Regions from separate parts of the Homo sapiens genome. Here region 2 is linked to region 1. A link is a loop called in an ENCODE intact Hi-C map of the cell type or tissue named here. Cell type or tissue: body of pancreas. All regions are shown on one strand. Links, peaks and the distances in the headings refer to the core of each region. The heading gives the core; the rest is flanking DNA.

Evidence for each region. A loop is a pair of places that touch in the nucleus more often than their neighbours do. Peaks named below come from ENCODE experiments on the same cell type or tissue, not always from the same donor. Only the 100,000 strongest peaks of a DNase experiment are listed, where the experiment ranks them.
Region 2: it touches region 1 in a loop (2.4-fold over the local background); 91 of 110 quality-filtered maps call a loop at or near these places.

What each region holds. Positions count from the first base shown.
Region 1 is chr1:9,630,636-9,640,891 of GRCh38, forward strand. It overlaps a transcript of PIK3CD not described here. Among named protein-coding and RNA genes, the nearest start is that of PIK3CD, 16 kb to the right of the region's middle. RefSeq lists an enhancer at 1-30. In body of pancreas, for the core only: no CTCF peak of the experiment used is centred there; no DNase peak of the experiment used is centred there.
Region 2 is chr1:9,861,510-9,871,765 of GRCh38, forward strand. It overlaps CTNNBIP1 (catenin beta interacting protein 1), which reads right to left. Exons shown (of 6, transcript NM_020248.3): 5 at 9,678-9,768. Among named protein-coding and RNA genes, the nearest start is that of CTNNBIP1-AS1, 18 kb to the left of the region's middle. RefSeq lists an enhancer at 9,845-10,256. In body of pancreas, for the core only: a CTCF peak has its summit at 6,148 (motif pointing left); a DNase peak (open chromatin) is centred at 6,142.

The DNA.
Region 1 (10,256 bases), core at 1,969-6,968:
GGGCAAGGGGGCCAAGGCAGGTAACATCTGTGCTGGGCCCGAATTCTACTGAGTAGTTAGCAAAGAAAGTGAGTGTGTGTGTGTGTGTGTGTGTGTGTGTGTGTGCAGAAGAGGGCAGAAGGAAGTGTGGGGAAGGGCACTCCAGGTAAAGGGAACAGCATGTGCAAACGTCCAGAGTCAGACAGCAAGCCTGGGATGTTCTGGAGCTACAAGTCCCGGCTCCTGGCCCAGCAGGGAGGGCAGAGAGGGGGAAGTGATGGGAGGTGACCCTGGGAGGCTGGCTGGGTTGGCTCCATTCAGATGATTGGTCATCCATTTGTTCTCAAGCTATAGCCTCACCCTGCACACCGGGACAGAGTTCATGCCCCAGCCTAAGCTCAGAAACCAGCTCCCTTTCGCTCAAGCAGGAAAGGGGACTGACTTTACAGCAGAGATGCAGGGTGCTCTTATCAGACCCAGAGTTGCAGACAGCCCAGGGACACTTCTCAGTGCCACTCACCTGTCTGCCCCCATCTGCCCGTCTGCATCACACCTGTCAAGCTGCTACATCCTGGATCCCTTCACCCAAAGAGAACTATGTGTGGTCCCAAGCCCACCTCCCTGGGAAGGACTTGATTAGCCTGTGTTGGATCCAGGCCTCCCTTCCAGTCCGTTCAGCTGGCTAGTGGTCAAGTGTGAACGCTAAGCATCTGTCCTCATGGGTACATGACAAAGGATTACCAAAAGGGGGTCAGACTGGCCGGGTGCAGTGGCTCATGCCAGTAATCCCAGCATTTTGGGAGGCCAAGGCAGGCAGATCACTTGAGGCCAGGAGTTCAAGACCAGCCTGGACAACATGGTGAAACCCCGTCTCTACTAAAAATACAAAAAATTATCTGGGCATGGTGGCAGATGCCTGTAATCCCAGCTACTCAGGAGGCTGAGGCAGGAGAATCGTTTGAACCCTGGATGCGGTGGTTGCAGTGAGCTGAGATGGCGCCACTGCACTCCAGCCTGGGTGACAGCCTGGGTGACAGAGCAAGACTCCAACTCAGAAAAAAAAGGGAGGGGGGCAGGTCGGCCTAATGGCCTAAAGGCCAGTGGTGTCCATTCTAGTTCATTCCATTCTGGTCCTGCCCAGCACAGAGGCCCTTGCCCAGCTCCTTTGGCTTTTCCCAGATATCCTCATTCCAGTTGTCCTTGCTTTACCTCGTCCTGCCACACCTCAAAGTCAATCTCAAATACCTCTCCCCCGTCAAATGAGGTGATCCAAGCCATCTCACCATGTTAAACTGTTGCATCCAGGGCTCTATTCTCAGAGCTGCCATCTTCATCTGATATCCATCCTTCTTCCCTCCCTCCCTCCCTCCCTTCCTTCCTTCTTCTATCTTTCTTTTTTTTATTTTTGTTTTTTTGAGATGGAATTTTGCTCTTGTTGCCCAGGCTAGAGTGCAATGGTGCGATCTCAGCTCACTGCAACCTCCGCCTCCTGGGTTCAAGCAATTCTCCTGCCTCGGCCTCCTGAGTAGCTAGGATTACAGGCATGCGCCACCACGCCCAGCTAATTTTGTATTTTTAGTAGAGATGGGGTTTCTCCATGTTGGTCAGGCTGGTCTCAAACTCCCGACCTCAGGTGATCTACCTGCCTCTGCCTCCTAAAGTGCTGGGATTGCAGGCGTGAGCCACCGCACCTGGCTTCTTCTTTCTTTTTTTTAAAGACAGAGGGTCTCAACTATGTTGCCAGGTTGGAGTGCAGTGGCTATTCACAGGTGCAAGGATAATGCACTACAGCCTCAAACTCCTGGGCTCAAGCGATCCTCCCACCTCAGCCTCCCAAGTAACTGGGACTGCGGCCATGTGCCGTCATGCCCAGCTGCCCTCTGTTTCTGCTGAATCTCTTCCCTGGTGGCTCTCCAGGATCCTCTCAACAGAGGAACAGATCAATTTAACCTCTCCTACCATACTTGATCTATAGAGCAAAAATGTGGATGCAATATACAAAGCACGCGCTGCAGCATTCCAGGTGGGTTGGGTCAATTGAACATTAGGAACAAGGTATCACTTGGGGTTTGCTCTGTGGCTACCTTCCTTGGCCCCTTTGTTGACAAATGTGACTACCCCAAGTTCTGCCCATTGAGAAGGAATCTCTAGATCCCTTCTAGTCTAGAGCCTCTCAGACCCACCCTTGAGAGTTTCTTGGGAAGGCGGCTTCTAGGAGGTGATATAATTACCTTAGCAACCTGATTCTTTTTTTTTTTTTTTTTTGAGACAGAGTCTCGCTCTGTTGCCCAGGCTGGAGTGCAGTGGTGCCATCTCGGCTCACTGCAAGCTCCGTCTCCAGGGTTCAGGCCATTCTCCTGCCTCAGCCACCTGAGTAGCTGAGACTACAGGTGCCTGCAACCACACCCGGCTAATTTTTTGTATTTTTAGTAGAGACGAGGTTTCACCATGTTAGCCAGGATGGTCTCCATCTCCTGACCTCGTGATCCGCCCGCCTCGGCCTCCCATAGTGCTGGGATTACAGGCGTGAGCCACCGTGCCTGATCAGCAACCTGATTCTTGTTGGTGCTGGTACTTTGGCTTAGGAATTCTCCAGGTGGGGATGAGAGATCACAAACCCCAATTTGTCAGGCGTGGTTTCCTGGTTTTCAACTCTCGTAAAACGCTAGTTGGTTGCCTGTAACTTTTATTTGGGATCATGCCATTTACCAATAATCAATGTCGCTCTTGTCGCCCAGGCTGGAGTGCGATGGCGCAGTCTCGGCTCACTGCAAGCTCTGCTTCCTGGGTTCAAGTGATTCTCCTGCCTCAGCCTCCCTAGTAGCTGGGATTACAGGTGCTCACCACCACGCCCAGCTAATTTTTTGTATTTTTAGTAGAGACGGGGTTTCACTATTTTGGCCAGGCTGGTCTCAAACTCCTGACCTCAGGCCATCCACCTGCCTCAGCCTCCCAAAGTACTGGGATTACAGGCGTGAGCCATCGGGCCCAGCTAATGTCATGAAATCTTATGCGGTTGAACATTCAGCCTTAGACTAGGTCATAGGTCATGTCCCCGAGGTTTGGGTTTCTTAGCAGCAAATGTGAGGGCTAATTTCTTCTTTCAGCCTAAGAGTGAAAAGAGGAAATCATCGTCTGGCTTGGGATAGAAAGAAGGTTTTTTTTCTCTAATTTCTCTTGGAATGCTACCTCTGCCTGCCCTTCTACCACTGGACAATAGGAGATACCATCATGTTTGTCTGGGAAGAGGAAGTTCTTAAGAGGGACCAGAGACCTGTAATCCCAGGAGGTTAAGGGTTGTGTGCTCCTGTGGCTCTTTCCAGATATTCCCATTCCAGTTACTAGGCTCACAGACTTTTCCTTTTTTTCTTTTTTTTAGACAGGGCCTTGCTCTGTTGCCCAGGCTAGAGTGCAGTGGCGTGATCTCGGCTCACTGCAACTTCTACTCCAGGGCTCAGGTAATCCTCCCTCCTCAGTTTCCTGAGTAACTGGGACCACAGGTGTGTGCCACCACACCTGGTTAATTTTTGGGTTGTTTTTTTTTTTTTTTTTTTTTTGAGACAAAGTCTCACTCTGTCACTCAGACTGGAGTGCAGTGACATGATCTCAGCTCACTACAACCTCCGCCTTCCAGGTTCAAGCGATTCTCCTCAGATTCTGCCTCAGCCTCCTGAGTAGCTGGGATTACAGGCGTGCATCAGCAGGCCTGGCTAATTTTTGTATTTTTAGTAGACACGGGGTTTCACCATGTTGGCTAGGCTGGTCTTGAACTCCTTACCTCATGTGATCCACCAGCCTCGCCCTCCCAAAGTGCTGGGATTACAGGCGTGAGCTTCCATGCCTGGCCCTAATTTTTGTATTTTTTGTAGAGATGGGGCCTCGCCATGTTGCCCAGGCTGGTCTCAAACTCCTGAGTTCAAGTGATCTGCCCGCCTTGGCCTCCCAAAGTGCTGGGATTACAGGCATGAGCCACTGCGTCCAGCCTCCAAGTTTCTTAACACTTCAGCCTTTGAGTCCCATGAGGTCACTGAAAATAGTTTAACTCATCTGTTAACACAAAACAAGAACTGCCAGTGTCCCATCCAAAAATAGGAAAACCTCATTGCCCCTCACTCTGCCTCGAGTCAGCTAGTTTCATACTTTCTTTGAAAGTAACTTGAAACTTAACACCCCACTTCTGACACCAATATGTGTATTATTTGGGATTTTTTTGTTTTGAATAACAATATCCAACTCAAGAGAGTTTATACTGAGCTGACTATTGTCTCCCCAAAATTTGTGCTTACCCAGAAACTCAGAATGTGATCTTAATTGGAAATAAGGTCTTTGCAGATGTAGTTAGTTGAGATGAGGTCACATTGAACTTGGGTGTCCTTATAGGAAGAGGGAAATTTACACCAGACGAGGTGGCTCACGCCTGTAATCCCAACACTTTGGGAGGCCAAGACGGGTGGGTCACCTGAGGTCAGGAGTATGAGACCAGCCTGGCCAGCATAGTGAAACCCCCTCTCTTAGCCAGGCGTGGTGGTGCACTCCTGTAATCCCAGTTACTCAGGAGACTGAGGCAGGAGAATCGCTTGAACCTGGAAGGTGGAGGTTGCAGTAAGCCAAGATCTCACCACTGTACTCCAGCCTGGGCAACATAGCAAGACTCCATCCTGAAAAAAAAAAAAAAAGCTACAGGAACCAGGAGCTGAAAAGATGAGAATTTTCTTTCTCATCTGTGTCCCTCTCTTCCTCTCTGTGCATCTGCTGCATGATTCTCCCCCACTCTCTCTTCCTCTGCATATCCGCTCCTCTGATTTCTTTAGTCCTTTTGAGGGCAAAAGAGGCCCTGCAGCTCGCTGGCTCCATGTTAGACCACCCACGCTCCAGGTGTCTAAAGAACACTAACTCTATTCCCTTGATTCCAATTCCATATTCCCAGGGAAATCACTGATTGGCTCGCCTTGGGTCAGGTGATACCCCTGGTCTTATCAACTTGGATAGGGTCAAGGGCATGCTGGGCAGTCACACCTGACTGGAGACTGCTGGTGTAGCCATGTGGATGCGTGGGGGATCTCCTAGAGCCGGAGCTGGGCATCCATTGCCATAGCACTGTGCTCTTGCCATCTTGCAATTGCCTGGATTACAGCTGCAACTGGTTGAGGCTCTGCTGTCCACTGACAGACTTCTCCCATGCCAAGTGCATTCCTAAAGGAGTCCTTCTGATGGGTTCCCATCCCTGTACGGGGCTGCCCCTGTTACTGATGGAGCAGGCAGACATGTGAGCATCTGGCTGCCACAAATAGGGCCTGGAGCCCAGACAGATGAAACACTTGCCCATCCAAGGTCCTGGTATGAGCAGCAAGAGGGATTCGCTCTGACTTGGGAAAGGAAGTAAATAAATAAATACCCAGCTTTTTAATCTTACATTTATGTATTTTTATTACACTGTTAGCAAAATGTGAGCAGACAGACAAAAATGGAGATAAAACATTTGAAGCCCCACCTCTCTCTCAGCTTCCATTGTTCTAAGTCCCCTCCCACTGTGCCCATGTGTGTATGTCACACACAGTTGTGACCCAGGTACAAACAATTCTGCATTTTTTTGGGGGGGGACATGGTCTCACTCTGTTGCCCAGGCTGGAGTGCAGCAGTGCAATCTTGGCTCACTTCAGCCTCCACCTCCTGGGTTTAAGCAATTCTCATGCCTCAGCCTCCCCAGTAGCTGGGATTACAGGTGCCCACTACCATACCTGGATAATTTTTGTATTTTTAGTAGAGACAGGGTTTCACCATGTTGGCCAGGCTGGTCTTGAACTCCTGGCCTCAAATGATCCACCCACCTTGGCCTCCCAAAGTGCTGGGATTACAGGCATGAGCCACCTCACCAGGCTTTGCATTGCGTTTTTTCAGCGGAAGACACCATCAGTTCCCATGATGCTGTGGGTCTTCAGAATTGTCATTTTCAGTGGCTGCTTGCTCTTCCATTGAGTGGATGTACCATGCCTTTCTCTGGACGGTTCCAGCCATAGGGAGAAGGCAGCGGCTGGCCCTCCAGGTGGTAATGTGACACATTTTCTTCCTCCCATTTTTGGTTCATGGGCCAACTTAATGTTATCGCTTGTCCAATAAGCCCTATGCCCCTCCTCCTACCCGGCTTCAGGGTTGTAGAAAGGCCACCAAGGAGGGCGAAGCGCACAGCTTAGGGCTTAGGTGGATAGAGTTCATGAACCTCCACCTATCAAGTTGGTGATCTTGGCAAGTTACCTATGGCATGGTTTCTTTTTTTTCTTTTCTTTTCTTTCTTTTTTTTTTTGAGACGGAGTCTCTCTCTGTCACCCAGGCTGGAATGCAGTGGCCCGATCTCGGCTCACTGCAAGCTCCACCTCCCAGGTTCACACCATTCTCCTGCCTCAGCCTCCTGAGTAGCTGGGACTACAGGCGCCCGCCACCACGCCCGGCTAATTTTTTGTATTTTTAGTAGAGATGGGGTTTCACTGTGTTAGCCAGGATGGTCTCGATCTCCTGACCTCATGATCTGCCTGTCTTGGCCTCCCAAAGTGCTGGGATTACAGGTATGAGCTACTGGCCCTGAGGCCACATCTTTATACTTCTCATTTTATTGGCTGCATAATAATCCATAGAAGAGGCCAGGTATGATGGTCCACACCTGTGATCCCAGTGCTATGGGAGGCTGAGGTGGGAGGATTGCTTGAGCCCAGGAGTTTGAGACCAGCCCAGGCAACATAGTGAAACTCCATCTCTACAACATTACAAAAATTAGCTAGGCATGGTGGTGTGCACCTACAGTCCCAGCTACTCCACAGGATCACTTGAGCCCGGGAGATCGAGGCTGCACTGAGCCATGATCACACCACTACACTCCAGCCTGGGTGACAGAGCAAGACCCTATCTTAATAGATAAGTAAATACACAACAGCCAGTTTATTCTCTTCCAGTTCAGGTGGTCAGAAGTCTGAAGTCTCGGTGGAGACAGGGCCACACTCTCTCTGGAGGCTGTAGGGAAGGATCCTTCCTAGCCTCTTCCACCTTCTGGTGGCTCCAGGCACTCCTTGGCTTGTGGCCACATCACTCTGTGGGAGACTAAAATCTACCACCCCAAAATATATTTCTTTGCATATTTTGAGATGGCTCTTTAGATAAGCTGCAGACACGGGAATACCTCTGAAAAGTTGTTCTTCTGTAAAAACCATACACCTGTAAAGAAGTTCTAGGCTGGGCGCCATGGCTCCCAGCACTTTGGGAGGCCAAGGCAGGCGGATCACTTGAGGTCAGGACTTCGAGACCAGCCTGGCCAACATGGTGAAACCCTGTCTCTACTAAAAATACAAAAATAATTAGCCAGCCATGGTGGCAGGCGCCTGTAGTCCCAGCTACTCGGGAGGCAGAGGCAGGAGAATTGCTTGAACCCGGGAGGTAGAGGTTGCAGTGAGTTGAGACTGCGCCATTGTACTCCAGCCTGGGCAACAGAGCGAGACTCTGTCTCAAAATAAATAAATAAATAAATAAATAAATGAAAAAATAAAGGAGCTCTACGTGAGTAAGCAGTGGATGCAAGCAGAGGCTTTCTCTAAGGCTCCTTATCAACCTAAAGATGGGTCTAGGAAAGATCCTATCAGAGGAAAAGAGACTCACAGGCAACCGCCCAGATAGATTGCCACAGACCATCACCTGTTCTGCTGAGGGCAGTTCCAAAATTACCTGAGAGCCGTTATCTGCAGCTTTTCACTCCCTGTGCACTCATGCCTCCCTCACCTCCCCATAGCTTGTCACCCCTCCCTGCAGAACCTCCAAACCCGCTTCCGATGCTATAAAAACTTCAATCATCTAGGCCGGGAGCGGTGGCTCACACCTGTAATCCCAGCACTTTGGGAGGCCGAGGCGGGCGGATCACGAGGTCAGGAGATTGAGACCATCCTGGCTAACACGGTGAAACCCCGTCTCTACTAAAAATACAAAAAGTTAGCGGGGTGTGGTGGCGGGCGCCTGTAGTCCCAGCTACTTGGGAGGCTGAGGCAGGAGAATGGCCAGAACCCGGGAGGCGGAGCTTGCAGTGAGCCGAGATTGCACCACTGCACTCCAGCCTGGGTGACAGAGCGAGACTCCTTCTCAAAAAAAAAAAAAAAAAAACTTCAATCATCTGACCCTTTTGCAAGATTTTTTTTTTTTTTTTGAGACAGAGTCTTGCTCTGTCGCCCAGGCTGGAGTGCCTTGGTGTGATCTCGGCTCACTGCACCCTCTGCTTTCTGGGCTCAAGTGATCCTCCCGCCTCAGCCTCAGGAGGAGCTGGGACTACAGGTGCCCACCACCATGCCCTGCTAGTTTTTGTGGAGATGGGATTTTGCCATGTTGCCCAGGCTGGTCTCAAACTCCTGGGCTCAAGCCATCTGCCCACCTTGTCCTCCCAAAATGTCGGGATTACACGCGTGAGCCATCGCCTCCGGCCTGGGATTAGGATTTGGACGTATCTTTTTAGAGGCCACCATTCAACTCACTACATGTGGGAAATGGTTTCTTCTAATCCTAAACCTTCTCCCTCTCCTGCATGTACACTTTTTCATCCTTGTCTTTCTGTCCTGGGAAAAAGTAACCATCTCTATTCCTTCTCATAGAGGATTTTGGGGATTCACGTGGGGTTACTCCTCACACTAGGTGCTTTTCAAGATAGAGGGCTAACTACCGAGAGTGGGTATTTATCTAGAGAGATAGAGGCTTTTGGAGCAGGAGCACCCTAGGTAGTGGTGGATGGGGCAGGGCCCAGCTCCATCCTGCTGAGCACCCCCGAGAGGGTAACCTATTTGCAAAGCTTTTACTCGTCTCTAAACCACTTTTGCTAAAACGTCTATTTTTAGCCTCACAACTTCTCTGAAGTTGGAGTAACTAACCTCATTTTTACAGAAGAAACAGACTGAAGGGTTGGGGGCAGGGCTGCATTTCAGGGCCCCCAGAAGGGGAGGCTGAGCCCCCCACCCCGGCCCCAAGGACAGAATTTCCAGGGCAGGGCTGGGAGAATAAGGCCTCGCTTTCTGGAGTTTTGCGCCTCCCTCTTCTGGGGCTCTGCCTCTGCCTGCCCCTCAACCTCAACCGTTATCTTCAGGGTTTTTGTTTGTTTGTTTGTTGTTTCTTTGAGACAGAGGCTCGCTCTGTCATCCAGGCTGGAGTGCAGTGGCGCGATCGTGGCTCACTGCAACCTCTGCCTCCCGGGTTCAAGCGATTCTTGTGCCTCAGCCTCCCGAGTAGCTGGGATTACAGGCACCCACCAGTATGCTTGGCTAATTTTTTTGAATTTGTTTTTATTTTTAGTGGAGACGAGGGCTCACTATGTTTCCTAGGCTAGTCTTGAACTCCTCAGTGTAGACAATCCTCCTGCCTCATCCTCCCAAAGTGCTAGGATTACAGGTGGGAGCCACCGTGCCCGACCTCCTTTCTTTCTTTCTTTCATTGCTCAAGTTGTTCTAGCTTTGGCCACTGGAAGCTTTTTCAGTTCATCGCTGTGACCCCCGAGATATGCACCCATCATTGTGGTGTTTTGTTTGGAAGCACTTCTTTTCTTTCTGGAACTTTAAGATGCTCCAGTTTCATCTGTCCGTTTCTTGCCCTCATCCTAGAATTGCCAGTTTCCCCAGGGAGCCCTGGTTCCTTTTGTGGAGGAAAATGGTATCAGAAACCAAGATCCAAGCCAGGCACGGTGGCTCACACCTGTAATCCCAGCACTTTGGGAGGCCAAGGCAGGTGGATCACCTGAGGTCAGGAGTTCAAGACCAGCCTGACCAACATGGTAAAACCTCATCTCTCCTAAAAATACAAAAATTAGCTAGGCGTGGTGGTGGGCGCCTGTAATCCCAGCTACTTGGGAGGCCGAGGCAGGAGAATCGCTTGACCAGGGAGGCGGAAGTTGTAGTGAGCCGAGACTGTGCCATTGTACTCCAGCCTGGGCAACAAGAGCAAAACTCTGTCTCAAAAAAAGAAAAAAAAAAAGAAACGAAAATCAAGATGCTGGTGTGCTGGTGCATTCTCCTTGCTCCTGGGGTGTTGTTGCTTCTAGGTCTTTCCATTTGACTGAGCAAGGAAATGTACGGGTGTCTATTGCAGGCTTTTTCACATGTGAATCACAGTCCCGCCACTCCCCGGCTCAGCCTGGAACCTTCCCTCTGCTTTTCAGTGCTCTTTTGGTCAAATCCAAATCCTCAGCTGCCCCCTCCCGCATCCTCCTTGCTATCTGCACCCAACTTGGGCCTCCCTGCCTCCAGCATGCCACCACTGCCCAGGGC
Region 2 (10,256 bases), core at 3,227-8,226, 230 kb after region 1:
CGACCAGTGATCCACCAGGGTCTTAGCAGCCAAAGCAGCACCAGGCTCAGGGGCGCCTCCTGGGCTCCAGGCTGACAACCACCACAGGCACAAGAGGCTGCTGGGCGGTGGCACTGCAGCAGCCAGTGCTGTGTGGACGTGCATCGAGCTGCCAAGCTGCTGAGCCAGCTCCCAGTAGAGACATCAGGCCTCCTGGAACAGCCAAAAAGAGCTCAGGAGGCAGCTAAAGGCCCTCCTAGGCTTGGGGTCCCTTGTGGTACCCCAGTACCAAGACCCTGGAGCTGATACCCAGCCTGGGTCTGACTCTGACTAGCTGTGTATCCCAGGGGGAAGTCCCTGCACATCTAGCCTCAGTTTACTCATCTGTACAACGTGATGAATCTATCCCCAATCTAACTAGCCACAGGATAACATCCACAGCATAAAGCATCATAAACGACATCCCACAGGGTCGCACCTTGGGGCTCCGTTATCCCTGCTCTGTTCTAATCCCAGATGTGCTCCCCCAAATCCATCTTGCCCTGTTCCCACCCTCCCATCCCTGCTGAGCGTGACACACACATGACCTTTGTGATATGTCTTCCCAGGTAAGGTGTTCATTCCCTGTATTCAAATTCCTTGGTTCCCCAAAATATAAGCTCTCATAGACCAGGGAGCTTTGATTGCCAAGAAGGGACAGAGAAGACCAGGTCTTCACCTAAAACCCTGACATATTCTCTCTCTTTTTTTCTTTTTCTTTTATATACACACCTTCAATAGAGATGGGGTCTCACTATGTTGCCCAGGCTGCTCTCAAACTCCTGGACTCAAGTGATCTCCTGCCTCAGCCTCCCAAAGTGTTGGGATTACAGGCATGCACCACCGTGCCTGCCCCATCCTGGCATATTCTCAAATTTTAGTGGGCATCAGAATTGAATCACCTTGGGAGCTTGCTTAAAATGCAAATTCCCAGGCTCATCTGGCAGGCATTCTGGGGCTATGGCAGGGCCCAGGAGTCTGCATTTTAACAAGCACCCTCAGTGATTGAGGTGTGCAAATGTGTAGAGCATGCTCAGAGAGCTCAGTGCTACAGACTGTCCCCTGACCTCCACCCGACCCCAAGCTGTCATGCCTTCTTGCCCAGCATTCTGGAGGAGAATCCTGTAGCATCCTTCCCACCGGTTTCTCTACACGCACATCCGCATGCATTCTCCAAGGCCCCGTGCAAACAGCACCTCTTCTCTGTGGCTTCCTAGGTGGTCTCCCCTCCCTCAGCCCAAAGCTCTTTACGCATTAGTTCACACGCCAGTCTGCTCTGCTGGTCCAGGAGCTCACGGGCAGTGCTGAGGGGTGGCACCGTGCCTAGCACACAGCAACTGTGGGCTGATGTGAGTGGAACCGTCCAGCCATTGGATGGAGCAGCCCTCAATGCCCCTCTCTGACAGGGCCTGCCTCTTACCAGGGCTTGAGGGGGGAAGTGTAGAGTCCCACAAGGACTTCTCTGAGGCCATTCGGGCATCTGTTCTCAGTTCTAAACAACAGAACCCATGACGCGGGGTGATGGGGTCAAAGCGACCCTCCCTGGAGCCGCAGCCAGGTGCTGAGTAAGCAGCTGGGGTCAAAGCGACCCTCCCTGGAGCCGCAGCCAGGTGCTGAGTAAGCAGCTGGCCCTGCACTTCAGCACATTCCTCGCTTTTCTTGGGATTGTTTTTCCCCCTTTTTCAGTGACACAACTTATACACCAAATCCTCCTGGCTGATTTCTGTTCAATTCAATATATAGGTGATTTTTGGTTTAATTTTGTTATTAGGTTACAGGTAATTCTCATATAAGTGTTGATTAAAGTTAACAAAGATTAGCTTCCCATCTCATAGACTAGAATTCTCCCTGGGCCTGACTATAATTTCAGTGCAGAGTCTGTTACCGCCTGGAGCCTCTGAGAGAAGCCTCCAAGCCACATGCGGGGAGAGAGGGGACCCAGAAACCCCAGCAGATCATCCGTGTGGCACCGGGCCAGTGCAAAGGAGGGGCCCAGCCGGCTGCCCCCAAGGAGGAGCTGCTCCAGCAGCCTGGCCCTGGAAGGCGCAGTCCAGGCATCCATCCAGCAGACACCTACACTGCACCAGAGGCGGGATGGGGGACTCATGTGTGATGGTGAACACGGCACAGACCCTGGTCCCGAGGGGCTGCCAACATAAGGTGGTAAGACTGGCATGGAGCTCCAGGGCACATGCTGACTTGGAAGGGGTCAGCGAGGGCTTCATGAAGGAAGTGAAAGAACAGAGGCTGGAAGGCTGTTATGGGGGATTCCAGGAAGAACTTTCCACACTGAGCTGTAACATGGAGATCATGCCACCACCCCTAATAGGGCAGGGCCGCTGAGGGGGTCAAGGGGGTTGGTGAGCAGAGAGCTGCCTCCCTCATGCCATGCTACGAAAGGAGAGGCCGTTTCCTTACAGCCTGGTTTCTGCTGATCTACCCATGACCACAGATATTTTAACAAGGTTCCCAGTGTAACCCTCAAGCCAACTGACCTAGTTTAGGCTCTCTGGCAGCAGATCCTGAACCAGCAGCCTCAGCTTCCAAAGGGGAAAGCCTGGCTGGCCGCAGCTGGGGGAACCTTCCCTGGAAAGTGTCTTGGAGAAAGAGTGTGATCAGGTGGAGGCAGGAACAGGCCTGGGAGCCCCGGTGCCAGCACACAGCTCCCAGAGACAAGAAGGGTGGCAGCAGACCAGGGCATGGCCCCAGGAGGCCCCCAGGCAGAGAAAAAACAAGGAGCTTCCTTGACAAAATGAGCCAAGTCTAGGTCTAGGCGGGGTCCCTCTCAGCAACACCTTGACAAGGGCCTTTTCTTTTTTTAGGCCGAGTCTCGCTCTGTCGCCCAGGCTGGAGTGCAGTGGCGCGATCTCGGCTCACTGCAAGCTCCGCCTCCCGGGTTCACGCCATTCTCCTGCCTCAGCCTCCTGAGTAGCCAGGACTACAGGCGCCCGCCACCACGCCCGGCTAATTTTTTGTATTTTTAGTAGAGACGGAGTTTCACCATGTTAGCCAGGATGGTCTCAATCTCCTGACCTCGTGATCCGCCCACCTTGGCCTCCGAAAGTGCTGAGATTACAGGTGTGAGCCACCGTGCCTGGCCGGACAAGGGCCTATTCTGAGGCACTGTGGGAGGATGACAGTTCTGCGGGTGACTGGCCATGGGTGGCCTTTGCAAAGCACCATCAGAGGCCTGGAACTGTACTTGCTGGGCACCACCCCAGTGCAGTGCTGAGGCAAGAAGAGACCCGGAGCTCTCAGAGAACCAGCACATTGGAAGGCACCTATAGGTGGAGGGCCCAGGGTAAAAATGCAGCAGAAAGTGTTCCCCATTTGTTCTGCCCCTTTCTGAAATACCTAACAGCCCAAGTCATCCCTGTTCCTCAAGTAAACACTGTCCTGCTTAAAAAAGCATGTGGCTGGGCTGGGCGCAGTGGCTCATGCCTATAATCCCAGCACCTTGGGAGGCCAAGGTGGGCAGATCACGTGAGGTCAGGAGTTTGAGACAAATCTGGCCAACATGGTGAAACCCCATCCCTACTAAATATACAAAAATTAGCTGGGCATGGTGACATGCACCTGTAATCCCAGCTACCTGGGAGGCTAAGGCAAGAGAATTGCTTGAACCTGTGAGGTGGAGGTTGCAGTGAGCCAAGATAGCACCACTGCACTCCAGCCTGGGCAACAGAGTGAGACTCTGTCTCAAAAAAAAAAAAAAAAGTTTTATTGGAAATTATTTAAGAACACAGTGAAATTATCATGCGTAAAAAATGGATGTTAAAAATGGGTATTAAGGCCGGGCGCGGTGGCTCACGCCTGTAATCCCAGCACTTTGGGGGGCCGAAGCAGGTGGATCACGAGGTCAGGAGATTGAGACCATCCTGGCTAACACGGTGAAACCCCGTCTCTACTAAAAAAATATATAAAAAATTAGCCAGGCGTGGTGGCGGGCGCCTGTAGTCCCAGCTACTCAGGAAGCTGAGGCAGGAGAATGGCATGAACCCGGGAGGTGGAGTTTGCAGTGAGCCGAGACCGCACCATTGCACTCCAGCCTGGGTGACAGAGCGAGACTCTGTCTCAAAAAACAAAACAAAACAAAAAAACAACAAGAAAAAAAAACAGGTATTAAAATGTTTATGGTCCCAGCCTTGTGCTACAGATGTATGCATGTTTGTGAAAGGATGACAGGGAACTTAACAAAGGGTAAGAGTGATTACAGCTATGCAGTAGGATTCAATATTTCAAACTTTTCTGCTCTTTCTCCCTTTCCCCAGTTTTTTAAAATGACTATGCACAATTCTATAACTGGGAAAAAAATCACTACGCATTAGAGGGAGCCACACTGACCATGAGAGAAGCCTGGACTCAGCACTCCACAGGCCTGCTTCAGGAAGCTCTGGACCTCCCCATTCCTGCAGCTGCCCCTTCCCAGCAGGGCGACCTTCCTGAGAAGTACTGACTTCCTCTGGTTCAAAGCCAAGTCTCTCTGGTTTCCAGGTCTGCTTAGACACCCTTGGGGACTAGAACCCAGTTCATTTATTTGTCCAAACATGACAAACAATAAGATGGAAGCCACAGTTCCAAGCTCAAGGAGCTCAGAGCCCGGTCAATAGATGGATTAGGAGACAGTGTGGGTGTAGCACAGCTGAGGTACATGCACATGTGACAGGAGGGCCTGGCCCAGGTTGCAGGGGGCAGGGGAGTAAGGTGGGGGTGAAGGCTGGTTCCTGGCGGCCAAGAGGCAAATGCAGTGGCAGAAAGGCATGAACATGGCCATTCACTATGGCCCTTTACAGTGTGAGGTCAGGTCTTGCTCACCAAGCTAAAGGGGCTGGATTTTATCCTCAAGGCAGTGGGGAGCCACTGAATGATTTTAAGTTGGGTGGAGGCTGGGCATGGTGGCTCCCGCCTGTAATCCCAGCACTTTGGGAGGCCAAGGTGTATGGATCACCTGAAGTCAGGAGTTTGAGACCAGCCCGGGCAACATGGTGAAACCCCGTCTCTAATCAGCTGGGTGTGGTGGCGGGAGCCTGTAACCCCAGCTACTCGGGAGGCTGAGGCAGGAGAATTGCTTGAACTGGGAAGGTGGGGGCTGCAGTGAGCCGAGATCACGCCACTGCACTCCAGCCTGGGTGACAGAACAAAACTCCTTCTCAAAAAAAAAAAAAAAAGTCGAGTAGAGACCCACTAATGTCACTCTAAGCCTCCAAAAGTCTCTCCAGCTGTGGGGGTAGAGAGCAGACCTGAGGGGGCAAGATGGGAAGTCGAGATGCCAGATAGGAGTGATCTGAAGCTGTGAGACAAGAGTGAATATGGGCTCAGTCCAAGAGGGGGCTGGAAATGAGAGGGAGAGAATGAAGCAGGTCTGGGGAGCCTTAGGATGGACTCAGTAACCCATTAGGTTCCTGAGGAAGAGAGGAGTCGAGGCTGAGTCCTCGGGCGCCGTGTACTTGCTGGGCATTGGTCAGGGCAGAGCACAGGTGGAAAATCCATGTCAGCTGGGCATGGGTGGCTGTGGTGATGCTGGCCAACAGTCAGCTGGCTATGTTCTCTGTTGAGATCACAGCACTGCGTGTGGAACAGGGAGAAGAGAGGGGGCAACCCTGGAGGATGACAGCCCTGATTGAGGGAAGGGAGTGGGAAACAGCCAGTGAGGGGTGACGTGAAGGACAAGGGAGGGAAAGGAGGCTGTCATTGGTGGTCTCAGCCCAGCAGAGGCCAGGCAGGCTGGGAACTGGGGGGCCACTGGGGCCTCTGCTGGAACCACCTGGTGAGCCCGTAAGGGGAGGCCCCCACCCCAGGGTCTCCAGCACCTGCCTGGCTCCCCATAGATACTCAACAAATGTGACCGAGGAAGGAATCGAAGGGTAGGGGGTAAAGGGGTGCCCACGGCCCCCTCCCTGGGCCTCAAGTAAGGGAGCAGTGCCCCAGGTACCAGACCCATCCAGCCCTGGAGGGGAAGCATGTGCAGGGCTAAAGGTGGCGGCCAGACCCTCAGGACCAAGGTCGGGTGCTGTCCGTTGGAGGGTCTGCCTCAGACCCCCTGCTAGAGGAGTCCCGGGGTAGATGGAGCCTCCTCTGGCTCAGGGAACACCTAAAGCAGCCTGGAGCATTTGCTGAGAGACAGCGCCACCTAGTGGGCAGGAGGTGCACGCCAGGCCATTACCCACAGGCTCCAGGCCTTTGGGGTTCATTATGGCAGTCTCTGCACCCTGCTCTGGCCCCCGCATCCTGCCCCAGTCCCTGGAGACAACAATCCAGGGCTTCTTCCACCTAAGCAGTGTCTGAGCCTCTGACAGCAGGATCCTGCAGCATCAGCTGAGATTGGCTCTGCGATGGAGAAGGTGGGCAGGTGAGATTTTAACAGAGATCCATTTGCCCACATGGCACAGGCAGATGCAGGGTCCTGCCCTCACATGGGTAAGCCCAGTATGGGACTGGGCTGATTGCAGTTCTGCTGTTATTGTTGTTGTGTTTGTTTGTGGTGTCGTTAGGCTCGCAAAGAAAATAAATATGCTTATGAAACTCTTCCAGACATGGCTGACCCCTCCCCTCTCCACTCCCAGTCCACAGAATTCTCAGAACCTCCTGCAGCTCAGGTCTGTGTGGCTCAGGCCCCGGCAGCCAGGTTAGAGGTATCTTTATGGAGGTAGGGGCAGTCCACAGGGCGCCCCAGCAGCAGGGAGTGACTCCCACCACCTATTCCGCAACGATTCCCTGGGGTCTTCCCTGGCTCCAGCTTCAGCTCCAGAAGACCCCTCCCCGGAGAAAGAAGTAGCTGTGGACAGACACCACCCACCCAGAAGGGCCTGGACTCCACGGCCCACACAGTTGGTCACAGCTGCCAGCTTGCTCCTACTGCTCAGCAGTTTCAGGGCAAGGTCAACAGCTAAGTGGGGTCACTGACCTTCCTCAACAACTTGGCAGAGCTCATTTTTATTCTTAACTGTGGGTTCGGCTAGGCAAGAGTTCTCCTAAAAATATTTTTTTTAACTTTCCCTTATGACAAAGAAACAAATGTACAATGTTAAAATATTAGTTTTACAAAAATGTGTGACTTGGAAAGTTAAAGTTTCTTATATAGTCCTATCCCCTAACAATTATTATTATTATTATTTTTTGAGACAGAGTCTAGCTCTGTTGCCCAGGCTGGAGTAAAGTGGTGTGATCTTGGCTCATCGCAAGCTCCGCCTCCCAGATTCAAGCGGTTCTCCTGCCTTAATCTCCCAAGTAGCTGGGTAGCTGGGACTACTGGCACCTGCCACCATGCTCAGCTAATTTTTGTATTTTTAATAGAGACAGGATGTTGCCATGTTGGCCAGGCTGGTCTTGAACTCCTGGCCTCAGGTGATCTGCCCACCTTGGCCTCCCAAAGTGCTGGGATTACAGGCATGAACCACCACGCCCAGCACCCCTTGTCAAAAACAAAATTTCTGACAGTCTGGTATATATTCCACCAGCTTCTTTGTCTTTTAAAAATTTTTTAAATTTATGAGACAGAGTCTCCCTCTGTTGCCCAGGCTGGGGTGCAGTGGTGCGATCATGGCTCACTGCAGCATCAACCTCCTGGGCTCAAGCGATCCTCTCACCTCAGCCTCCCTAGTAGCTAGGACTACAGACGTGTGCCACCACAGCCAGCTAGTTTTTGTATTTTTTGTAGCGAGAGGGTCTCCCTATGTTGCCCAGGCTGGTCTTGAGCTCCTGGGCTCAAGCAATCCTCTTGCCATGGCCTCTCAAAGTGCTGGGATGACAGGCGTGAGCCACTGCACCTGGCCACCAGCTTTTTTTTCTATGTGCATATACAGCTTGTGTCTTGTGTGTATGTGTGTTGTTGCTGGGGTTTTGTTTTGTTTTGTTTTGTTTTTTGAGACGGAGTCTTGCTCTGCTGCCCAGGCTGGAGTGCAGCGGTGAGATCTTGGCTTCCCAAGTAGCTGGGATTACACCTGCATGCTACCATGCCCAGCTAACTTTTGTATTTTTAGTAGAGATGGGGTTTCGCCACGTTGGTCAGGCTGGTCTAGAACTCCTGACCTCAGGTGATCCACCTGCCTTGGCCTCCCAAAATGCTGGGATTACAGCTGTGAGCCACCGTACCCGGCCTGTTGCTGCTTTTTATACTGACATATGGTCCTACATTTTGATGTCTCCTATTTTGATTTTTTCCCAAGAGTATTCAACTGGAGGCTTTCTTACCATCCGAGCTCAAATTCAGGTTAACTCAGTGACCAAGACTAAGTGGGAAGGAAGGTGAGTCTCCAGGGACTCAGAAGCCTGAAGGTTTCAGGTTGACATGAGTCAGAAGCCATGGTAGAGGGTGCCATGCTAGAAACCCAGATTAGCCCTGGAAGAGAAGAGACCTCACCCAAGAGATCCCAGGATGGGGCGGGAGCCGACGCCACATAGAACAGGCTGCCGCATGATCCAGGAGGCACACCTGGGCAGACACACCCAGGCAGGTTGTGCGTGGTGAGCTGCTGTCCCAGGGAGCTGCCTGAGCCACTGCCTGGAAGGTTTCTGCTGAGTTGGGTGCACAAGCCAGGTCACACCCAGCATCGGTGCTTGGGAACAGGCCCCTGTGCCAGGACAGAGCCCTAAGACATCCAGGAGAACAAGGGCTGGCTGGTGATCTAGGTCAGGCCCCGCATGCCAGCCTCAAAGCACAGCAAACGCAGCCGTCAGCACTCTGCTTTCGGGGGCCCGCTCGCGTCTGGACATGCCACAGGTTGTAATATTTCATGGCCAATCATTCCAACAAAGCATAAAGAGAATAAAAGGAAAGGACTCTATGGAGATGCTGGTCAGAATACTAGGCCTCTGTGTCATGAGAAGCCTTCTAGAGAAGGAGAACCTTGCTGAGCAGCCAAGGGACATGGAGCTGTCCAGTAGCCATGTGGGTTATGGGCAAGATGGCAGACAGTGAAGCGCTCCTCAGCCACAGGTGTACATCCCGGGACTCCCCAGTAACCACCTGGCTGCATGACCAAGTGGCTTACTGTTCCCAAATCCCAGTTTCCTTGCCTGTTAAGTGGAAGTATTAATAATACAAATAGTAGCTACCTACAATAGAATGAAACAACGGTGCCTGCTACACAACAAACACTCACATCCTGCCTGTTACCATGCTGACTTGTTGAGGTCACCCCAAAAAGACAGAACTCCCTCAGGCGCACGGAGACATCAGGCCTTTGGGGCATTCCTCCTGGCCACAGCCAGGACCACACCAGCCACAATGTGGTCTGTGCTCAGGACAACAGTGACAGCATTGTTCTAGCACACAAGGGCAGTTTCTCTCTCCTGGACAGGGTGCTGGGTGGGTAGGGGTCAGGCCAAAGGTTAAAGAAATGCAATAATCAGTCTCTGCAGTTATGAGCGCCCCCAGACATCTCCATTTCCTGCCTCTTCCAGGCCTTAGAAAGGGATCCTGCCATTTGTCTTGTAGAGTCTTTGGCTCCCACCTGAGGAAGGAGATGGGATCAGGTGGGAGGCTCCGAAGGTTTCCTGGCTCAGCTCTGTGGGTGGAGAGAGCTGTAGCCCCTCCTAGTCAGCCCTGGGTCTCATGGATCACCCATCAAAGAGGGCTGGAGCTACGCTTTCTAAGGGAACCACAAGTCGGTGCCCCTGGGACTTGTGCCACTGCCCCAGCCCCTCTGCCGCCAACTCACCCTGGTCGATGGAGTGCGGAGGCAGCTGGCTGAGCTGGCTGTTGACCACCCCTGCATAGGTGCGCAGGAACTCCTCCTCGCTGGCTGTCAGCTGCAGGGTGAGAGAGCTGTGGTGAGGGGCAGCATGCACCTGTTCCCTGAAAGGCACCTGCACCCCTAGAGGCACCGCCTAGGCCTGCTTGGTCCCTGCTTGGTCCCTGCTCGGGCTTCTGTTTCTGAGATTTGACCCCTTTGCTTTCAGGGCCAGCCCACCCCACTCCCACCCTCCTTAAACTTGGTCCAGGGGTCCAAAGCCTTTGCCACTCAGACTGAATCTGAGATTAAGGTCTGTTCTAGTATAGGGCCAGTGGAAGACACAAGTCCTGCCCGGAAGGCTGAGGGGCGATTCCATGTCCCTCCACTCTTTTTGAGAAATACCCCTGCACATGCATGCCTGCTGCCCCCTCAGCTCCTGTCCTGACAAGTTGTCCCTGAGCTGCCCCCTGGGAGAGAAGACTTTCGGGCTTGTGAGGGGGAGAAAAGGAAGGTCAGGGCCTTGAGACCCTCACCCGCCTGGCCCCAATCCGGCAGTGTCGGGTG